2 separate regions of the Homo sapiens genome follow, and region 2 is linked to region 1. Evidence: chromatin contacts called from ENCODE Hi-C or POLR2A ChIA-PET data. All regions are on one chromosome and are shown on one strand. Each heading gives the region's core, a stretch centred on a gene start or an enhancer-like site at or near the end of the contact. The rest is flanking DNA. Distances are from core to core; before and after follow the strand shown. Region 1 holds the start of SCN8A (sodium voltage-gated channel alpha subunit 8). Region 2 overlaps GALNT6 (polypeptide N-acetylgalactosaminyltransferase 6).

Evidence for each region. A loop is a pair of places that touch in the nucleus more often than their neighbours do. ChIA-PET counts read pairs that join two places held with the same protein, here RNA polymerase II (POLR2A). Pooled maps may share reads with other maps.
Region 2: a loop to region 1 is called in a pooled map, with 7 times the contacts of the local background. The contact joins the enhancer-like site here to the promoter of SCN8A in region 1. A Hi-C loop is called at or near these places in 8 of 50 pooled maps. POLR2A ChIA-PET finds 5 or more read pairs at or near these places in 2 of 52 experiments (BJ and activated T-cell).

Annotation. Positions count from the first base shown.
Region 1 is chr12:51,587,257-51,592,828 of GRCh38, reverse strand. SCN8A (sodium voltage-gated channel alpha subunit 8) reads right to left here and starts at 1,596. Exons shown (of 27, transcript NM_001330260.2): 1 at 1,470-1,596. RefSeq lists a silencer at 1,844-2,093.
Region 2 is chr12:51,367,240-51,372,133 of GRCh38, reverse strand. All of the region lies in intron 4 of GALNT6 (polypeptide N-acetylgalactosaminyltransferase 6), which reads left to right. Among named protein-coding and RNA genes, the nearest start is that of GALNT6, 22 kb to the left of the region's middle. RefSeq lists enhancers at 254-820, 2,659-2,808. Within about 2 kb of position 3,078, at least 7 of the 41 ENCODE cell types and tissues checked have a DNase peak (open chromatin) inside an H3K27ac peak, as active enhancers do.

The sequences.
Region 1 (5,572 bases), core at 347-2,846:
AAACATCCCCCAGCCCTAACACACTGCTACCTCTCTCTAAAGGCTCTCCAGGTTCAAACTTGGGAAAACAGTTATAAAAAGCACTCTCCCCCTTTACCCCCATGGCCCCCACCCACACTTCCTGCTTCCATCCCTGACTCTCTGGTGCCCACTGTGCATAAAAAGCAGTTTTCCTTGTGTGGCAGAGCTTGCTCCATGCTAATTATTTCTCCCTCCCCCTGACTTTAGCCAGATGCAATCCAAAGTTTCTTCTACCCTCCCCCCAAACAGATGACATCCATTTATTATGAACGCTGATGCAGAACCTTGGAATCTCCGGACATAAAATGTATTCCCTCATGCTTCAAAAACTGCAGTGTAAGTGAGGAAGAGGGCATAGGGTGGAGTAGTCGGATGGAATGCATGGTTTGAAGAATCCTATTTATCGGGCTGAAAAATGGTTCCCATTCCATCCCAACTCGAAGCTGGGGCCCCTGAAAGGGTCTGACAGTCCTGGCTAACCCCTGGAAAGTTAGCCAAGTCTCCACCGGTGGTTGTTGCTGGCAATGGAGGGGATGGAGCTGAGCTCTCAGGAGAAACTGCAGAGGCTTTGCGGTGCCCCAAGGTACCAAGTGAGAACTAGAGAGGAGGGTCCAAGCCCACGGAGCTGGGCAAACAGTCCTGTACCCCAACGCTAACAAGAAGCCAAGGGTGCTGCTGCTGATGGTAAGGTGGGGGAGGGAGAGGAGAGGAACAAGCTCTGCATCGGGTGGCGTGGGGGTGGGGGGTGGGGGTGGGGGTGGGATGGGGGAAGGGGATATTCTCAAAGTGATGTGCTTCCAAATGCAGGAATCCTCGCCTGCCGAGGAAGGTCCCGGGAGCCCCCATCACAACTCCAGAGCACCCTGTTGGGAGGGGGACGAACGCATCCGAGTAAAGGACAGAGGGAGTCGGGAGTGCTGGCTGCGGGAAGAACCCAGGAGCCCTTGGCTTCTGCAGTTTTTAGCAGTGTGAAGCCGGCTGAGGGAGAAGGATGCAGTAAGACATGGGGGAGGGGGAGGGCTGAGGGGCTGCTGTAGGAAGATCCCGACAGCGCTGCCCTTCCCAGTGCAAGCCGGCTAGGGGCCCCAACTCTGCCCGGCACTGAGGGAGGGATGGAGGGCTGCACCGCGGAAGGGGCACCAAGGACGGGCCGTGTCCCTCACTGTAGCCGAGACGGAGAAAGCAGGGTGTCCGGGGTGGGGACTGGTGGTCCTCAGTTCTCTTAAGAGACCCCCGGTACACACAGTAGAAGGAAGCAAGAGTTCCAAACACCTGTCCAAAACAAGGAGAGCAGAGCCCCAGCTCCACGGCCCCTGGAGCCCCGCCGCGCACTCTGCGGCAAAGCCCCTGACTGGAGATGGGCGAGCCCCGCTCAAGGGTCCCGAGGCGAGAAGGGAAACCCGGAGGGCAGGAAGCAGCGCTAGGGCGGGGGCTCTGGGGCGACTTACGGCAGCGGCGGCGGCGAGGGAGGCAGCGGCGGCCCTAACGCGGGGCCCGGGAGGCGCGGCCGGACTGCAAAGGCGCCGAGGATGCGGCGGGCGGGACTGCGGTGGGCGCCATCTTGGAGCGCTCCCCGCGCCCGCCCCCCGCACCGCCCGAGTCCTTGCATAATTGATGACTCGCGCCCGCCGCGCGCCACCGCGCGCGCGCCCCTACTGCCGGGCCCCCCGCCCGCCCCGCCCCCGCGCCTACCCCTCCGCGCGCGCCCCCTGCCCGGGCCGGCCCCGGCCCGCAAGCGCCGCTGCCACCGCCCCCGCCCCCTCCCTGCGCTTCGCGCCCGCCCGCCCGCGCCCCCGCGGCCCACCTACCCCTGCAGGGCGCGCCCGCTCGCCCGCTCGCCTGCAGCGCGCCGCCCGCCCGCAGGCTCTCAGACTCGCGTCTCCGCGCCGCCGGGAGCGGATCAGGGGCAAGAGGGAACAGGGCGCCGGCAGGGGGCGCCGCGCGGGAGCGCCAGCGAGCGTCCCCGGGCCCGCCTCCACTACGCCCCCGCCGAGCCGCCGGGAGGGGCCGCGGGCTGAGGACCGGGACCCGCCGCGAGACGCTGGCTGGCTGCTCGCCAGCGCCGGGCGGCGAGACCCGAAAGCTGTCGTGGTGACCCGCGTGCTCTGTGGCCCGCGTCAGTGCCAAGTCTTACCTTTCTCCTGCCCCCCAACAGTGCCGCGCTCAGTGAAGTTTCTGACATCCAAAAGCGCAGGGAACTCAATTTACAGGATCTTGGGCCCACTGAAAAAACGAGAAGTCAATCAGCGGCAGGTGGAGGCTCGTGTTTCAGCCCACAGGGACCTGCTGCCAGGAGCGGGGAGGCGCTGCCTCCCTGACAGCCCCCAGGCCACCTCAGTCTTTCCGATCCTCAGTCTGTCCATCTGTAAAGTAGGCATGAGCATTTCGACCGCTCACTCCACCCTCGCGAGGATCTAGGTAATGAGTGCCAGAGCTCTTGGCACTTTACTGTGTCTCTCCTCTACTTAATATTTTCCTACCACCAATCACAAGAGGGAAAAAGGGTGTAACAACCTCTCCAAACCTCAGTGTTCTCGTCTGTAAAAGGAAACAGTCACAGTAGCAACCTTATAAACTTCTTGTTTGTACTAACGGGGAGCATGCACTTCACACATTGCTAACACAGCCAGGCACATGGTATGCTTATCACATAATGTGCCCTCTACAATACATTTAAAATTAGCTTTACTGGGGTATATTTGCGTGTGTTTAGATTGTACAATTTTGAGTTATGTGTGCACTCATGAAACCATCACCACCAAGGTAATGAACACACCCATCACCTCCAAAAATTTCTCCGTGTGCTTCTTTGTAATCACTCCCTGCATCGCTCGCCCCCACACACCCTCTCCAGGCAACCACTGATCTTCTTTCTATTACTGTACATTGGTTTGCATTTTCCGGAATTTTAAATAAATGGAATCATACAGTACAAACTCTCTTTTTTGTATGGCTTCTTCCACTCGGCATAATCGTTTTGAGATTATTCAGTCGTTGCCTATCAAGAGTTCTTTTTTACTGCTTAGTAGTATTCTTTATGGGGATACACCACAATGTGTTTATCCAGTCACCTGTTGATGACATTTAGGTTATTTCCAATGTTTGTCCGTTACGAACAAAGCTGTTATGAGCTTTCGTGTGCAGGTCTTTGTATGGATATATATGCTTTCGTTTCTCGTGGGTATAAATATCTAGGAATGGAATAACTGAGTCCTGTCTTAGGTGTATATTTAACATATTAAGAAAGGGCCAAACTGCCTTCCAAAGTGGTTGTGCCTTTCCATTCCTACTAGCAGCACATGAATTTCAGTTGTTCTACATCCTCACCAACATTTGGAGTGATCAGTCTTTTTAATTTTAGCCATTTGAATAGATGTGTAGTTTTATCTCGCTGTGGGTCTGTCGTCCATTTCACTAGTGACTAAAGATGTTGAACATCTTTTCATGGACTTGTCATCTGTAAATCCTCCTGGCGAAGTGTCTCTTCAAGTCTTTAGCCTATTTAAAAATTGGTGGGGTTTTTTCTTGTTAATTGAGTTTTACGAGTTGTTTATATATCCTGGCTGGGCTCAGTGACGCATGCCTGGTGTCCCAGCTACTCTGGACACTGAGCAGGAATAATTGCTTAAACCTAGGATTTCAAGTCCAGCATGGACAACACAGGAGACTCTGATTCTAAAATTTTTTTAAAAAAATTAAAGAGTTGTTTATATATTGTGGATACAAATCTTCTGTCAGACATGTGATTGGCAAATATTGTTTCCCAGTTTAGGCTTATCTTTTTATTCTTTTTACTCTCTTAACAGTGTTTTTCCAAAAGCAGAGGTTCTTCAGCCAGTTGTCCTGGTGCACACTTGTAGTCCCAGCTACTCGGGAGGCTCGGGCAAGAGGATCTCCTGAGGCCAGAAGTTGGAGGCTATAATGTGTTATAATTGGGCCTGTGAATAGCTGCTGCACTCAAGCCTGGCCAACATAGCCAGAACCTGTCTCTTAAAAAAAAAAAAATTAGACCTTCTTAATTTTTATGAAGTTCAGTTTATTATTTTTTCTTCTATGAATCATGCTTTTAATGTCATGTCTAATAAGTTTTTGCCCAACACAAGGCCCCAAATATTTTATCCTATGTTTCCTTCTGGAAATTTTATAGTTCTAGAGTTTACATTTAGGTTTATAATCCATTTTGAATTGATTTTTGTATGTGGTATGAAATGTAGTTTGAAGTTCTTTTGTTGTTTTGTTGCATAGATATATAGTTGTCCCCATACTATTTGTTGAAAACACTATCCTGTCTCCACTGACTACCCTTGCACCTTTGCAAAAAATCGTTTACTCAAGTATGTAAGAATCTAGTTCTAAACTCTCCTTCTGTTTCATTGATATATTTTTCTGTCTTGGCACTAATACCACACTGTCTGGATTACTCTGCCTTTATAATAAATCTTGAAATCAGGTACTTTCAGCCCTTGACTTTGCCCTTCGTTTTCAATATTGATCTTGCTAGTCTAGGTTCTTTGCATTTCCATATGAATTTTAGAATCACCTTGTCAAATTTCAACAAAAATCCACTGAGATTTTGATCAAGATTGCATTGAATCTGTAGATCAACTTGGGAAGAACTTATATCATAACAAAATCAAATTTTTCATTCCATGGACACTTTATTTTAGTCCTTTTTAATTTCAATGTTTTATAGTTTTCAAGATATGGGTCTTGCTCACCTTTCTGGGATTTATTCCTAAATATTTCATATTTTTGATGTTATTGAATGCTATTTTTATATGGCAATTTGATTATTCATTGGTATGGTATAGAAATATAATTATTTTTGTATATTAATCATATGTCTTGAAACTTTGCTAAATTCATTTAATACCTTTAGTAGAGCTTTTTGTAGAGTCATTTAGATTTTCTACTGATAAACATACAATCTGCAAATACACAGTTTTACTTCTTCCTTTCCAATCTAGATGTCGTCGTCGTTGTTTTCCTTGCCTTTATGCACTGGCTAGAACCTCTAATACAATGTTGAATAGAAGTGGTAAGAGCAGACATCTTTGTTTAGTTCCTCATCTTGGGGGAAAACTTTGAATCTTTGGCCTTTAAACATGATGATGGCTGTAGACTTTTTTTTCTAAATACCCTTTGTCATGTTGAGGAAGGAATCTTCTATTCCTATTTGGCTGAGGGGTTTTATCAATAATGGATGTTTAATTTTGTCAATGCTTTTTCTGCATATTTTTTTTTTTTTAGTCTTACATATAGTGGTTAATTTTCAAGTGTTAAACTAAACTCACGTTCCTAGGGTAATGTATTGATCATGACATACTATCTTTTTTATATATTGCTGGCTTTGGTTTGCTAACATTTTGTTAAGAATTAGCACATCTATGTTATGAAGTGCATTGGTCTGTAGTTCTCCTCTAATGCCTTTGTCTAGTCCTGGTATCACAGTAATGCTGGCCTCATAGAAAAGAAAGTATTCCCTTCTCTTCAATTTTCTGGAAGAATTTGTGTAAAATTCATATTACATGTTCCTTAACTGTTTAGTAGA
Region 2 (4,894 bases), core at 1,829-4,328, 220 kb after region 1:
CCCTAGAATAGTGCACCACTGCCCACAATAATATGCAAAACCCACATTTTTGCATTTAATTCCAGGGAATTTGTGGACCCTATGATAAACAACCCTACCCAGAGGGCTTTCAGACGCTAGAGATACTTTAAGCAACATTCAGTTCAGTGAGGAAAGGAGGAAAAAACCCTCAGATCCATGGTCAGAAATCTCTGCCGTCCACAGTGGGATAAAATTTCCCACACGTTTGACTGTTTGATCAGATTAACCAGCTCTCATTACACACACACACAAACAGGACTGTGTCTCTGCCGAAATACAATGTCCCTGCTCTCTGACCTCCACTCCAGGCACCCAGTAGTAGCCCTATGAGAGTGAGTCTAAGGGCATTTGATACCATGGGGGAGGAGACCGCGTGCTGAGCTGGGGAGCTTTTTCTTCCCCACCTCTGAGTCAGAACCAGGGCACAGACCTCATTCCTGAGTGGCTAGGTCAGCAGCCAGGGTTCCCTCCCTGTCTGGCACACTCCACCAGCTTAACTAAATTAGAGGGAAAAAAAAGAAGAATGCAGGGCAATGGGTTAGTGAGTGAGTAATTAGGGAGCTCTTTTCACCGGAGTAGCCAGGAAAGACTACTCTTAGTACTCCCTGCAAAGGGAGCAGCCAACACAGAGGCCTGAGGCTTGACTTGTTAATGAGGCAGAAAGAAGACAGTGTGGCTTAAACAAAGTAAGCCAGGGAGCAGAAAGAGTGCTGGTGGAGTGGGTGTAAGGAGCCGGGCCCATGGCTCATGCCTGTTAATTCCAGCACTTTGAGAGGCCGAGGCAAGAGAACCCTTGAGGTCAGGAGTTTGGGACCAGCCTGGCCAACATGGAGAAACCCCGTCTCTACTAAAAATACAAAAATTAGCCAGGCATGGTGGTGGGCACCTGTAATCCCAGCTACTCAGGAGGCTGAGGCAGAAGAATTGCTTGAACCCCGGAGGCGGAGGTTGCAGTGAGCTGAGATCACACCATTGCACTCCAGCCTGGGCGACAAGAGCAAAACTCCATCTCAAATAATAATAATAATAATAATAATAATAATAATAATAATAATAATTTTTTAAAAGGCTAGCGGGACCAAATTGTGAGACCTCCGTAAGCCACCGACAGTGTTTGGATTTTTCATGTGTGTATGTAGTAAAAGGCACGACATAAAACGTATCATCTTCACGGTTTCAGTCCACAGTTTATTGATTTTAAATGCATTCACATTATTGTGCAACCATCTCCGGAACTTTTTTTTTTCCCTTTTTTAATAAGATGGGGTCTCACCATGTTGACCAGGCTGGTCTGGAACTCCCAGCCTCCCAAAGTGCTAGGATTACATGCGTGAGTCACCACAACCAGCCAATAACTTATTTTTTGTCATCCCAAACTGAAATTCTGTACCTATTAAACATGAATTCTCCACGCTGTCCTCCCCACAACCCCTGGCAACCACCCTTCTACTTTCTGTCTCTATGAATTTGATTATCATAAGTGGAATCATACAGTATTTGTCCTTTTGTGACTGGCTTATTTCACTTAGCATAATGCCTTCAAGATTCATCCATGTTGTAACATTTGTCAGAATTTACTTTATTTTTTTTGAGATGGAGTTCGTTCTTGTTGCCCATTGGCGCAATCTTGGCTCACCGCAACCTCCACCTCCTGGGTTCAAGTGATTCTCCTGCCTCGGCCTCCCGAGTAGTTGGGATTACAGGCACGTGCTGGCTAATTCTGAATTTTTAGTAGAGACAGGGTTTCTCCGTGTTGGTCAGGCTGGTCTCGAACTCCTGACCTCAGGTGATCCACCCACCTTGGCCTCCCAAAGTGCTGAGATTACAGGCGTGAGCCACCAAACCCGGCCCAGAATTTACTTTTTAAGGCTGAATACTATTCTATTGTATGTATACACCACATTTTGTTTGTCCGTTCATTCGCTGATGGACACTGAGGCTGTTTCTGCCTTTGGCTATCGTGACTAATGCTGCTGTGAACATTGGTGTGCAAATATCCAAGTCTCTGCTTTCAGCTCTTCAGGGTATATGCCCAAAAGTGGAATTGCTGGATCATATGGTAATTCTGTCTTTAGTTTTTTTTAAGGAACCATCATACCTTTCCATAAGGAAACACCATGGATTTGTTTTTAAATACAATTTGAAGCCGCTGTAGTGACATGATCTGATTTATGATTTTTAGAGAGAATTTTACTTCTCACAGTAGCTGCCGTGTCAAGAATAGATTGAGGAGAGTGGTATAGAAGGCAGAAAAGCAGTGACTGTGGGGATGAGAGAGAGAGCTGGCAGTACCTGCAGATGTGCTGATTGTGGAAGGGGACAGCAGGGGGGATTCTAGCATGACTTCCAGGTTAGAGCAGCTGGAGGGATGCTGGCACCGTGTACTGACGTGAGGGAGACTGGGGGGCAGATTTGCAGGGGAAATTCAGAGCCTGTTTTGGGCATATGTTGAATTTTCCATTTTGTTCCACATCCAAGTGAAGATGGCAAGGTCAGGAAGGAATCCCTGGGAGCCATCTGCATGATACTTCAGATCATGGAACTGAGTGCGGTGTCTGTGTTGGCATCCCAGGGGTCTTGTGGACTTGAGTTGTGAGGAGTGAAGCTGGTTGGGGTGGTGGGGTGTTGAACCTAAGTTGGAAGGCTGTCACGGCGGGGACATGAGTGTGTGGCTGGGCTCACCGGTACAGCTATGCTCAGCTCCAGTCTCCTCAGTTCTGGGTCTGTCCAGTAGGTCTGGGGGTGGAACAGGTGGAGTATCACGAGGGGCATTGCTTAGGGGAGTTGTCTCCCCAGAAGGGCTTGAGGCCAGAGGCTGGAAGCCTCTCAGGCTGAGAATCCCTGGGTCTGGCCTCACCAGACTGGAAGGAAGGCGTGGGAGAAGGGCTTTGTAGTGCTCGGGGCCCCCCCTGAGGTTCACAGCTCAGTGCTTCACTGTCTCTCACCACAAAACCCACTTCCTATGATGTTTTGTCCGTGGGTTATCTCCACTACCGTGAACTTCCTGTGCGCAGAGCTGGGCAAGCTCTCGGGGAAACACAGCAGCCATGCTGAGGAGCCTGGGCTTCCTCCCTCCTTCCTGTCAGGGCCAGCACCCGGGGCTGCAGGTGCACTATGAGTCTCAAAGGGCAGGACCCAGACCAGGCCCCTCCCTTCCCAGAACAGCATCTGGCACCTGGCAGCACATTGACAGACATTTGTGGAGTGAGTGCTGGGCTGAGGCTGCTGCATGAGGCTGATTTTGATTCCTGAGGTCCTGGCCCCCAGAGATAAGAGGCCTCATTCCTGGAGTTAAGTAAGATACAGCCCCCTCCTCAGATGACTGCCTGAAGAATCCATTCATAAATGAGCGCCATGTCATAATCACCTCACCTGTCTGTCCAGTAGGATTGAAGAAGGAAAAAGTGGGCGGGGCGTAGTGGCTCACGCCTGTAATTCCAACTCTTTGGGAGGCCGAGGCGGGCAGATCACTTGAGGTCAGGAATTCGAGACCAGCCTGGCCAACATGGTGAAGCCCCATCTTCACAAAAAATACAAAAAATTAGCGGGGCGTGGTGGCAGGTGCCAATAATCTCAGCTACTTGGGAGGCTGAAGCAGGATAATTGCTTGAACCCAGGAGGTGGAGGTTGTGGTGAGTCGAGATTGCACCACTGCACTCCAGCCTGGGCGACAGAGTAAGACTCTGTCTCCAAAAAAAAGAAGAAAAAAAAAAAAAACATGGAAAAAAAAAGAAGGAAAAAGCTGAAATTCCAAATTATAGAGACTTTCCTTCTCCTAGGCGCCACTCTCCAGGACAGTGACTAAAGAACAGCTTCAACAAACCCCTTTCTCTCCCTTTCCCTCCCGGGATCTCACACACAGGGAAATGGCAAGGCCTTGGGTGACTGCGAGAGGAAGCAGAGACCACCTTGAAACTCGGGTGCATTAAGTCCTTGGCCTTCTCATCTTAATCTGCTCCAGAATAAAAAAATTTAAAAAAAAAAGTCCGTGGCCTCACTGGTGGTCAAGAGACCACCTTGAAACTCAGGTGCATTAAGTCCTTGGCCTTCTGATCTTAATCTGCTCCAGAATTAAAAAATTAAAAAAAAAAAAAATTCCATGGCCTCACTTCCCCTGGAGGGAGAAGGTGGGGAGTCCTCACATGCAGACTGGCTAGGATCCTGCTGCTGCCCTTTGTGCTTCTGCCACCCTGGGCTAGTCACTTTGAGTCTTACTTTCCCCATCTATAAACACTGGGGACAATACTCCCTGTTTCATAGAGTTGTTAACTATCATAGAGAAGATTAAATAAAGAAGTCACCATGAAGACACCTACCTCACCCACACCGGCACACACTCCAGCTCAGTGCTGGGTTATTGTGTGCGTGCATTTGTGGGAGATCAATTGCATGCAACCCCCTAAGCTGCTTAATTTCAGGACCTGCCGTTTGTAGAATGCTGCATTCAGAGCAAGGCCCAAGCTCTGGGCTGATCCCACAGTCCAAAAGGAAAAGGACACACAATTGTCACATCTGTCCCCCACATCTGAAACTGCAGGCAACTCCATTCTGCACAGAACAGAACCGTGGCAGAGATAAACCAAAATGGCAGTTAGTAAAACATAGTAAGGTTTGGAATTCGGTATGTTTCAAGATGGACTGCTTCAGAATAGAGCTATTCTTCGTTTGTTTTTTGTTTTGAGACAAGTCTTGCTATGTCACTCAGGTTGGAGTGCAGTGGCATGATCTCAGCTCACTGCAACCTCCACCTCCTGGGTTCAAGCAGTTCTCCTGCCTCAGCCTCCCGAGTAGCTGGGTTTACAGGTGTGCGCCACCACACCTGGCTAATTTTTGTTTGTTTGTTTTTGGTTTTTTTGAGACGGAGTTTCGCTCT